2 separate regions of the Homo sapiens genome follow, and region 1 is linked to region 2. The links are chromatin contacts, found by POLR2A ChIA-PET in ENCODE. All regions are on one chromosome and are shown on one strand. The core of a region is the stretch at or near the end of the contact, and the rest is flanking DNA. Distances in the headings are between cores, read along the strand shown. Region 1 overlaps CSNK1G1 (casein kinase 1 gamma 1). Region 2 overlaps CA12 (carbonic anhydrase 12).

Region 1 (5,967 bases), core at 226-2,725, 850 kb before region 2:
CCCACCTCCAATACACAACACACTTTTACCTGTTTTTATTTTGGGCCAGGCACAGTGGCTTACGTGCCCAGCACTTTGGGTGGCCAAGGTGTTACCAGATGGAAAGTCTTGACTGTGAGTTGTCCAAGTTCTTGGTGCCTTGAGCAAAGAATTGAACAAAACGCACAAAGCAATGGAAGACGAAGGCATAGATTTGTTGAAGTGAAAGTACACTCCACAGAGTGGGAGCGGGCTTGAGCGGGTGGCTCAAGAGCCCTGATTGTAATGTTCCTTGGGGTTTTTATTGAATTAAAAGAATATGGTAAGCCGGGAGCAGTGTCTCACGCCTGTAATCCCAGCACTTCGGGAGGCCGAGGCAGGTGGATCACCTGAGGTCAGGAGTTCAAGATCAGCCTGGCCAACATAGCGAAACCCCGACTCTACTAAAAATATAAAAATCAGCTGGATGTGGTGACAGGCACCCGTAATCCCAGTTACTTGGGAGGCTGAGGCAGGAGAATCAGTTGAACTTGGGAGGCAGAGGTTGCAGTGAGCCGAGATCACGCCATTGCACTCCAGCCTGGGCGACACGAGTGAAACTCTGTTCAACAACAACAACAAAAGATCATGGTAACACATCTAAGTACCTTTAGGGGCTTCTGATAGGTTATGCCCTATGTAAATGAAGGATTCTGCCCTAGGCCAATCAGAGGCAGGATTCTGTCCAGGACCAGTCAGAATCAAGATTCTGCCCAGGACCAATCAGAGGCATCTCACCTATGGCATATATGCAGATGAAGGTCCCAGAATGGACCAAAACCAGACATTCCCATTCCTGACATAGGGGAGGGGAGGTTCGGAGAGGGATGGGCCTTTGGCCTGTTATGACTTGGTTGTGGACAGGTGGGGTTTTCCTCTTAGTCCAATTCCAAGAAGGCAGCCATAGGTTGGCCTTAGGTTTACTGTTTCCAGACCCTATTCTCCTGCCTCAGAGGCAGGTGGACCACTTGAGGCCAGGAGTTTGAGACCAGCCTGGCTAACATGGTGAAACCCCAGCTCTACTAAAAATGCAAAAATTAGCCAGGCATGGTGGTGCATGCCTGTAATCCCAGCCACTCGGGTGGCTGAGGCAAGATAATCGCTTGAACCCAGGAGGTAGAGGTTGCAGTGACCCAAAATTGCACCACTGTACTCCAGCCTGGGCAACAGAGCAAGACTCTGTCTCCAAAAAAAAAAAAAAAAAAAGAAAAGTGTATTTTGGATTCTATCTACTATAGAAGAAATCTGTCCTCTGTCCTGTCTTGGGCTTTCTTTTCTGACTCCTTTTGGGTAAATAAAATGTTAAGCCTGCTTTAAGGCTCAAGGCATTCATAATTATGTGTATGTAATAGAGACACTGTTAAAGCTCAATGTCTGTGGCTCGGAAATGTGAAATTATTCCTCTTCTTTTGCCTTTCCTCACTGCCTCTTCCCCCACCATACAAATTTGAGCTCGTGTTAGCAGCCTATGTTTGGCAGTATTCCAGTTCCCAGGAGGCCTTTAAACAAGATGATTGTAAAACATTTTTCATTACAGGACAGACAAAGTAATCCTGTTTTCTTAATTCTGGGCCTAGCTGTTTTTGTTATTAAACCAGCATTTTGAGTAAATTCATATGTTTAACTGGTTCATGTTGCAAAGAGACATTTTTCAGAGTCAGAGACATGAGAGGGATTGTTTGTTCTTTTTTAAAAAAGATATACTACGTATTATCTCATATCTTTGTAATAATGCATTGTTTCATGGGTTTATTCTCAGAGTTTTAAAGGCTATGCTTCCATTTTTCCCTTTCGTTACTTACAATGGAATAACATCTCATTTATCTGCCTATTTCTGATTTCTTGCTAAGGGTACATGTTTAATATTATTTTCTTTAATGATAATTGCCCATGTATTATAATAATAATTGCCTGATCCCTCAGAAACATTACAGAGCATTTAGTAGTTGTGCTAGAAACTATTACTATTGATGGGGCTGAGAAGAGAATTAATTTAATTTGGGAGAAAAATTATTCTATTTTCTTTAAACATTAAAAAATAAACTATATAAACAAAGCAAAAGAATGGGCTTGCCAAGGTTGTTGTCCTTCATAGTTAGGTAATTTAGTTTTTAAAAAAGAATGAAAGACTAATTATTAGGCAATAATAGGATCAAATTACCAAAACCTTTGAGGTGGTTCTATTTCAGTTCTCAACCTGATGTGCATTTTAAAATATCTCTACTTAGAGTAGTTAGGGTTCATAATGTGTTGTAGATTGTTTTTAGATAACAGCTTGGATGATAAAAGAAGCCATTTTCCTTGAATTGGTGTATTTGACTCAAGTTAAACTTCATACAGACTGAAAATTAGCTCTAGTGTTCTACATTCATTGCCTATTCTGTGCAGCTTGATGTACGTGTGAGCCATATGTCTGGCAGGGTTTATAACATCATGTTATTGATGATGGAAAGGCTCTTTCATAGTACTAAGAAAAATATACAAGATAACATATGTACTGTATATGTAACCTTGCAGTTTGGTTTATAAGAGATTTAACCTGTAGTTAAAGGAAATATAATGAAATCTATTGGAAATCCTTCAGAAAAGTAAAATTCAGTAGTCACTTCTTTAGTTTCCAGGTTTCTATGCAGTTTACCAATTTAGGAAGGGGAGACCTCATTAGCACATTATTTCCAGAGCAGATGAGAGATTATAAAACTATTAATACCTTAGTTTCCAATATACCATTGATCAAAGAATCCAGCACATATCTTCCTTGCCTGAGTCTCCCACTTCCTTTCCATTCCCTCATAATTATTTATAGAAAGTACCTGTTTACCGCATGTGTACCTTATGTTGCACTTAAGGATCTGCCCTTCTCCCCAGCCTCATTAAAGGATTTCATAGCATAATGTTGATTAATTTAAAATTTCTTAAGCAGTGGATTAGAGATGGCTCTGCAAAAGAAGAATGAAATATACAGGATTTTTTTTTTCATTTAAATGCAGCCCAGCTGATAAGCCGTTACTGTGTGGTAATCTCTGACCAAAGAGACAGACTTTCTTAGTGTGCTTGTGTTTGTGTCTTTTACCACCAGCACAGACCACTTTATGGGCACTCCTGCGAAAAACCAGGCTCAGAGTAGAACTTGCATGGGGAGCTTTCTGTACAGATAGTTCTAATAAATTACAGCTACATCTCCCAAAGAAACTTTTATGCTCAAAGGTATATTTTCTGTAAGAAAATAACTAAGAAACTTTAAACAGAGAAATCTTTTTAACTTGCCTTAAAATTCTTTCCTTCAAAAGGTATTGAGTCCAGTTGTTTTGATCTGAAATAACTTCTGAAAGAGACCTGTCACTGTATTCTGAATCCTTATATTAATCATAAAACAAAGCAAAACCCTTTATTTCTACTCTCTAGATATAGTGTTTTTCAGCTGAGGTTACACATCAGAATCACTTGTGGAGCAATGTTTGCTTCCACTCCTAGAAATTCTGACTCAGTAGGTAGGAGGTGAAGTCACTGCATCTCATTTTGGGTTTTTTTTTTTTTTTAAGTTTTAAAGATATTTCTGATAGATACACTTCCAGTTGAGTTTCACTACCAGCTTATATTTGAATTGGTGCCACACGTTATTTCATAAAATATGGAGGTGAGTTTCATTCATAGTTCTGTGGCTTTACAAAGAGGAACCCAGAAGGTAGCTAGAAGGAAATCCTGGCCATAAGAATTTGGATTTTGAAAGGAACCAGTCTAAACCCCCTCCTCTTTTTTTTTTTTTTTTTTTTTTGGTGGTGTTGTTGTTGTTATTTCTTTATTTCTTCTAAGGAGAAAAAAAACGGGATACATGTGCAGAATGTGCAGGTTTGTTACGTAGGTACATGTGTGCCATGGTGGTGTGCTACACCTATTGACCCGTCTTCTAAGTTCCCTCCCCCGACCCCCCATCCACCAACAGGCCCTGGTGTGTGTTGTTCCCCTCTCTGTGTCCATGTGTTCTCAATGTTCAACTCCCACTTATGAGTGAGAACATGTGGTGTTTGGTTTTCTGTTCCTGTGTTAGTTTGCTGAGGATGATGGCTTCCAGCTTCATTCATGTCCCTGCAAAGGACATGATCTTGTTCCTTTTTATGGCTGCATAGTATTCCATGGTGTGTATGTACCATATTTTCTTTATCCAGTCTATCATTGATGGGCATTTGGGTTGGTTCCATGTCTTTGCTATTGTAAATAGTGCTGCAGTAAACATACATGTGCATGTGTCTTTATAGTAGAATGATTTATATTCCTTTGGGTATATACTCAGTAATGGGATTGCTGGGTCAAGTGGTATTTCTGGTTCTATATCCTTAAGGAATCACCATACTGTCTTCCACAATGGTTGAACTAATTTACATTCCTACCAACAGTGTAAAAGTGTTCCTATTTCTCCATAGCCTCTCCAGCATCTGTTGTTTCCTGACTTTTTAATAATCACCATTCTGACTGGCGTGAGATGGTATCTCATTGTGTAAACCCCCTCCTCTTTACAGATGAATAAGCTAACCCAGAGAGGCTAAGGAATGTGCCAGAGTTGAAAGCAGAAGCAAATACTAGATCTAAGACTCTGACTTGAGCTTTTTCTACACTGGTATCTCGGACCTTGACCCTCTCCTAGAAATGCTTCAAAACCACTCAGTGGTCTAGAAGTTGCTTTGAGCATCCCAAAGCCTGCCAGTGTGTTGTGAGGTCTCAGGGTACTTAATAAAACCAATAATGCAGCGAGCAGGAACTCTTAATTCTTCCAAGTTCCTAGGTAGGAGTAATGGGTGACATTATAGTTAGAAATTGTAGATATTACTCAAAATCCTTTTGTGACTTCATTGTAAACATGGAAACTTCTGGCAAAAGATAATCTAGATTTGATACTAAGGATTATTAAGAACAAGATCAGTTGTCTCATTTAAACTGAACCTTAAGTATTGGCAACAAGTGTAGGAAATTATGCCAATATTATATTTCTAAGCAAGCCTGACTTTTAGCTTGTACTTTAGAAAGAGGATATTATGCCCAGATTTGCAATTTAACCAACGAATGGAGTAATATGTTTATTAATTAGGATTAGAGTTGGCTGCTTTTTAAAAATCCAAATACAAGTAGCTCAGTCAAGGTGGAGATTGATTTTTCTTTTTGATAAAAAAAATCCAGAGAGAAGAAAAGTCCAACATTAGCATGGTTACTCCACAGCCATCAGGGACTTAGGTTCTGTTTTTTGCTCCATCTATTCTTGGCACTACTTTACATCGTCAAGATGTCTGGTGATTCTAGATGGCTTCTGGACCTTTCATTCTAGCCATCTCTCTTGAAAGAATTTTTTTAGAATTATACACTCAGTGGCCAGGCACGGAGGCTCATGCCTGTAATCCCAGCACTTTGGGAGGCCAAGGCAGGCAGATCACTTGAGGCCAGGAGTTTGAGACCAGCCTGGCCAACATGGTGAAATCTCATCTCTACCAAAAACAAACAAAAAAAAAATTAGCCATAGTCTGTAGTCCCAGCTACTCAGGAGGCTGAGGCAAGAGTAAAACTAAAAACAAAATTAGCTGAGTCTGTAGTCCCAGCTACTCAGGAGGCTGAGGCAAGAGAAAAGCTTGAACCCAGGAGGCGGAGGTTGCACTGATCTAAGATCATGCAACTGCACTCCAGCCTGGGCAGCAGAGCAAGACTCTGAATAAAAAAAAAAAAAAGAGTTATACACTCATTTCTGCTTCCATCTCATTGGTCTTTCCTAATTGTCAAGGGAGACTGGAGTTATAACTGGGCAAGTTGCTATTTGCAACAATTAGAAGTTCTGGGCCAGGCATGGTGGCTCATGCCTATAATACCAGCACTTTGGGAGGCTGAGTTGGGTGGATCACTTGAGGTCAGGAGTTCAAGACCAGCCTGACCAGCAAGATGAAGCTTCGTCTTTACTAAAAATACAAA
Region 2 (5,774 bases), core at 67-2,566:
TTCACTTTCCCCATCTGTAACCTGGAGGAGGGGTTGTCTAGACCAGTGTTTCTCAAACTACGGCTTGGGATCACCCACATCAGGATCACCTGGAATACTTCCCCAAAATGCAGATTTCTAGGCCTTGGGCTAGACCTGGGAAAGGGAGGGAGCCTGAAAAACCTGTATTCTTAACGCACTCCCCAAGTGATTCTTAGCTGCACTCTATCAGAGAATCACTGACCCATGGTTCCCAAGACCTGTCTATCCAGAGAGAGGAAGCTTGCCCCACCTCTTCTGCTGGCCTCTCAGGTATGATAGAAACACAGATCACATCTCTACGGGGTCCTCTATCCCTATCTCTCTGTTACAGCCCTCCTGGGCAGAATGAGATGGCGACAGGGAACAGAGACATTGTGTGAAGGTGTGGGAGGACAAATTTTTTTTTTTTTTTTGGAGTCTCATTCTCACCCAGGGTGGAGTGCAGTGGCGTGATCTTGGCTCACTGCAACCTCTGCTTCCTGGGTCCAAGGGATTCTCCTGCCTCAGCCTCCCAAGTAGCTGGGATTACAGGGGTGTGCCATCACGCCCGGCTAATTTCTGTATTTTTATTAGAGATGGGGTTTCACCATGATGGCCAGGCTGGTCTCGAACTCCTGATCTCAAGTGTTCTGCCCACCTCGGCCTCTCAAAGTGTTGGGATTACAGGTGTGAGCCACCATGACTGGCTGGGAAGAGAATCTTAACTGCCTCTTCATCATGACGTGGTGTTCGCCAAGGGCGGGCTTCTCAGTGCAGCCACACTGACCTGTCCAGAAGCATTTCTCCCTGACCACTAGCTCTGGCCAGCCCTCTGTCCCTCCTACCCTGCATAATTAGAGCAGCTCTTTGCTGAGGAAGCAGAGGGCAGAGTCTAATGATGCATGGACATGCATGGGGTAAGCACAAAGGCAAGTCTGGTTTTTATTAGTGACATGGGCATGTGTGATGTGGAGTCAGCCCTCAGAGGGGACGTGCAGGAGAGGACAGATGGAAGACAGCTAAGGAGGCAAACTCCTCCTGAGGTCTTGGCTAGCTCCTCCTTAGGTCCTGGCTGGCAGCTGGCACCTGTGCTCAGGGCTGCACAGGTAGACAGAGGGCCCAGCATAAGTGCTGGAGGGAAACGGCTTCCAAGCAATAAGGGCCGCACTGAATGGGGCAAGTCCAACCAAAGGCTCCGTGCTGGGCATGGTGGCTCATGTGCAGAACTCAGCTTCTTTGCACGTACACTGCTGAGTCATTCTCCAGGGGCCTCCCACTGTCTGGCACACATGGTAGGACTTTTAGAAGTACAAAAAAGGGAGTTCTACCCCTACATCCTCATAGCTGAGTCACCAGGCTGACTGCATGGATGGCTCCTCCCTGGAGAGAGGAGGACCATCTGACTGCCAAGATGGGGCCAGCGCCACCTCTTTGAGCCCCTCCTAGGGTGCTGAAACAGCAGCTGAATGGCTGCTGGGCTTAGCATGGCTGAGGTGGCATCATGAGAGAGAGGCTGGGGATGATGTGACATGGACCTTCCCCGCCGGAAATCAGTCCCGCATCAATCCCGCTGAGCCCGGCAGCTTCACTTGCTGTGAACTGAGGACAGCTGCAGGTCAGGTTGTCATGTGAGCTAAGGACAAACTCCAGCCTGCTAAGGTATCAGAATATGTGCCCTGTGGGGGATGAAGATGACCGGAAGGAGGCAGGAAGGGTTGTGGGCACGTTCAGGTCCTTGGTGTGGGTGCTGCAGTCAGTTTTTGAGCATTCATCCAGCTGTTTGCTTATGGTCTACACACTTTTCGGTATATATTTCATATTCAATAAAAGAGTTACAAAGTTCCAGCTGGCTGGGAGATTCATCCTTACTCTGATAGCTTTTTTAGTCCTTCCCCAAGAAAAAACCAAACCAAACCAAAACAAAACAAAAAACCCAAAAACAAAACAAAAAAAACCCTAGTGTGTTCAAAACAACAGAGCAACCAGAAAGAATGACTGTATTGGAGCTAGACCCGAGAGCACATCATGTTAGCTGAGAATGGGCGTGGTGTTTCATCCCTGATGATATCAGATATTGGCTTGCTGCTTCTTGGATGTGAGCTGGTTGAGAAATAGATGAAAACCCCTGTTTGCTCAAGATCTGCAAAGTCTTAAACGCGATGGGATGGCAGAAGAACATGGATGACAAGCCTTCCTCCTGGAGGGTGCGCCAACCCCTATCACAGCCCCACAGGGCACCCGCGAGGCCAGCCCCTCCATCCTGTTCAGGAAACCTTGGAAAGAAGGTGGCCTGGCACGGGGGTGCCAGGTGGCTGGCTGTGGCTGTGGCCGCACATGCTTACAGGTCAGCCTGCCCAGTTCTCTGTTGCGGCAGGCCAGCCCTCGTGGCCCTCGGCTCTGGCAGGACTCGGTGTGAGCCGGGCAGTGCTGTGCATTCCTTTTGCTGCACTCCTTGGTTCCTCTCCCAGATAATACATTGTCCGTCTTAAAGAATTTCCTTTGGAAATCAGGGGGAGATCCTCCACTGGGGCAAACCTCATTTTCATGTCCCTGAAGTCCTCCAGGCCCACACCTCCACCCGCCTTCTGTCCTGTATCTGCGGAAATATTTATTTTCTGTAATGAACTTTCTTGGGGCTCCAGACACCCTCTCAGCCTCTTCCCACACAGAACTAGAAATGGAACACATGAAAGGAGGCCAGGAAGCAAACTCTTGACTTTCTATTCTTCAGCAGTGATAAAGGCACTGTGTGACCTCACACCTGAATTGCAATATAAAAAGCAGGCTGCAGTGAGAGCTCAGGGGAGACTCAAAACAGCAGGGAGCACCTGCAATTAATAGACCGAGGGCTCTTGTCTCTATCAAAGGGAGGGAGGCTTGGCCATCTCAAAACATTCCAGCCACTTCTCGCGACTCCCAGCTGCCATCCTGAGGATGAATAAGGGGCACAAAGTACTCTCAGGAGAGCCGGAAAAGGCCAGACATGTTTTTCTTTTTTCTTTTTTTTCTTTTTTTTTTTGAGATGGAGTCTCGCTCTGCCACCCAGACTGGAGTGCAGTGGTGCAATCTTGGCTCACTGCAACCTCCGCCTCCCAGGTTCAAGCGATTCTCCTGCCTCAGACTCCCAAGTAGCTGGGATTACAGGCACCCACCACCACGCCCGGCTAATCTTTGTATTTTTAATAGAGACGGGGTTTCACCATGTTGACCAGGCTGGTCTCGAACTCCTGACTTCAGGTGACCCACCTGCCTTGGCCTCCCAAAGTGGTGGGATTACAGGCATGAGCCACCGTGCCCCGCCCAGATATGCTTTTCCTATCTTTTCTTTTTTTCTTTTTTTTTTTTTTTTGAGACAGGGCTTTGTCATCCAGGCTGGAGTGCAGTGGCACAATCACTGCTCGCTGCAGCCTCCATCACCTGGGCTCAAGGGATTCTCCTGTCTCAGCCTCCCAAGTAGCTAGGACGTATGCCACCATGCCAGGCTAATTTTTAAATTTTTTAGTAGACACAGGCTACATTACCAGGCTGGTCTTGAACTCCTGGCCTCAAATGAGCCTCCCGCCTCGGCCTCCCAAAGTGTTGGGATTACAAGGGTGAGCCACCGTGCCTGGCAGACATGTTTTTCATACCAGCACACTGAATTCCTATCCCCAAATCCCATGGATTTCTGCTGGGGTTAGAAATCCGACCCCCTATCTTGAATTAAATCTGTGTTGTAGTTTCAGTTACTTCTAATTGAAGTTGTGACATCTAGGGTCTGTCTGGATGTGGTGTGGCCCGCCTACTCATAGTTACTTCTCATCTTTCCTGAATTGCAGAATTGGGGTTTGTGCGTATCCTGGAGGCTTTTGGCCTGTGGCTGCCAAAATGCCTACATTTTTGTGTTCACAGCTGGCCTCATCAGCTGAGTAAAAACATAGGGAAGCTAGCATTAGTTCCTAAAGACAGGCATAGTGGAACAGAGGATGAGGCAGAAAACCAGGAGGAAGAAGCGGAAACTTTACAGACCCCAGAACCAGGCGACCTCCATGGAAATATCTGCTAGGCCACTTTCTGTCTGGTGCGCCTTAGGAAAGTAATGACCTCTCTGAGCCTTGGTTCCTTAGCTACAAGATGAGAATCATGGCATCTACACCAGTGGTTCTCAAAGTGTGGTCCCTGGGCCAGCAGCATTAGCATCACCTAAGCCAAATGCAAATTCTCAGCCCATCCCAGGCCTACCTCCTAACCAGAAACTCTGGGGGGCGGGGCCCAGAAATTTGTTTTAACAAGTCCTCCAGGTGATTCTGCTGCTCACTCAAGTTTGAGAATCCCAGCTGTGCTTCAGAGGGTTGTGGTAAGGATCAAATAAGATAACACATGGAGAGAGGCTCACACAGGGCCTAGCACATACAAAGCTAACTGTAGTTTCTTTCTCTTTGCCTCGCAGAGCTATGGTGCAGATTAAATGAACTAATATGGAGGGAAAGGCCTTGTAAACTCTACAGCACCAAACGCATGAGAGCTCTATTTTTGTTAGGAAGGGTTCTGCTTCTTCACACTTTTCTGAATTGTGAGTTTTTACAGCCAGGAAATACTCCTTTTATATTTTCAATAAACAAAGGGTATTTCCTTTTTGAGTAAGAAAGGAATTTAAAAAACACAAGGACTGCAAGCTCTCGTCCCAAGGGCCTCACAGGCCAGAATGTCCTTTCTAGCCTGGTTCTTCAGACCAAGGTGAAGTCAGGTCTCATCTCCCTGGTGCTTTCCTGGCATCCAGGAACCAGATATCTGGTTCCATAACCATGGCCTCCTCAGCCAAGCCCCTGAAGTCTCCCAGAGAGCAGGCAAATAGGCAAATTCTCTGGTTCCCTGTCTAGCCCATGGGGGCTGAGCCTAGTTTGGGGTTCAGGAGTGGAGGCCTGAGCCTAGGAAGAAACTTGGGGCTGAGCTATTTGGGATTGACACCAGCCTAGCCTCATGCAGCGCCCTTTTCCCACTGGGGCAGCATCAAGCCTTGGAACCGCAGGTGCAGCGGGCTGGCAGGTGAGGAGGAAGGACGAGCTGTGGGGCTGTCCTGCCAGGGCCTTTCAGGCCTCTGGCTGTGCTCCGACTTGACCATTCTGCTACCTGCTGGTCTTGAGCCCCGGGCATTCAGGTGAGGGCAGGGCATGGCTTCTGCAAGAGCTGGCCAGAGCTTTTGGCAACGCATCCCCTTAAGAAGAGGAGCCAGTGTGCTGCCCTGTGAACCTGCTCAAAATAAATCTTTCAAGTAAAAAGGCTGAATTCAAAGCATGAGTGGGAAGGTGGCTGCGGGCAGGAGGGAGGAAGTCCTGGTTCTCCTTGAGGAAGAGAATAGGTCAGAGAATGTTTCCTCGGGATCCTGCAGTCTTAGAAGGAGCAGGGGCCTCCTTCCTGGCCTGTTACTCTCTTCCTTCGCAGGGGCAACTGCTGGGCGAAGGGTGCAGGCACCACGGTGGAGCGCAGGCACCATGGCCAGTCTCTTCCAGGGGCCACACCACCAGGCCAAGAAAGAGAGATAGCACCTGCTACAGTCAAAGGTCCTATTTTATTGGTCCTAAGATGTCCACTTTCCCCACATTTTAGCATCTCTGAAATTGGGATATATCTTGTTATCAGTTGCATTGAGAAGCAATGAAATAGGATAGCTATTCCACGAATACAGAGAAGCACCATGTTAGATGCTAAGAACACACAGAAAGGGGCTGAAACGATTAATTTCAACAATACTGAAAACAGTGGAGGCAAAACGGTATAAAAATAACGGCCATTAT

Evidence for each region. ChIA-PET counts read pairs that join two places held with the same protein, here RNA polymerase II (POLR2A).
Region 1: POLR2A ChIA-PET joins it to region 2 with 11 read pairs in activated CD4-positive, alpha-beta T cell. The contact joins two enhancer-like sites. POLR2A ChIA-PET finds 5 or more read pairs at or near these places in 2 of 52 experiments (CD4-positive, alpha-beta T cell and activated CD4-positive, alpha-beta T cell).

What each region holds. Positions count from the first base shown.
Region 1 is chr15:64,220,264-64,226,230 of GRCh38, reverse strand. All of the region lies in intron 4 of CSNK1G1 (casein kinase 1 gamma 1), which reads left to right. Among named protein-coding and RNA genes, the nearest start is that of PPIB, 60 kb to the right of the region's middle. Within about 2 kb of position 1,475, at least 4 of the 41 ENCODE cell types and tissues checked have a DNase peak (open chromatin) inside an H3K27ac peak, as active enhancers do.
Region 2 is chr15:63,368,018-63,373,791 of GRCh38, reverse strand. The region is part of intron 2 of CA12 (carbonic anhydrase 12); the gene reads left to right. Among named protein-coding and RNA genes, the nearest start is that of CA12, 11 kb to the left of the region's middle. Within about 2 kb of position 1,316, at least 11 of the 41 ENCODE cell types and tissues checked have a DNase peak (open chromatin) inside an H3K27ac peak, as active enhancers do.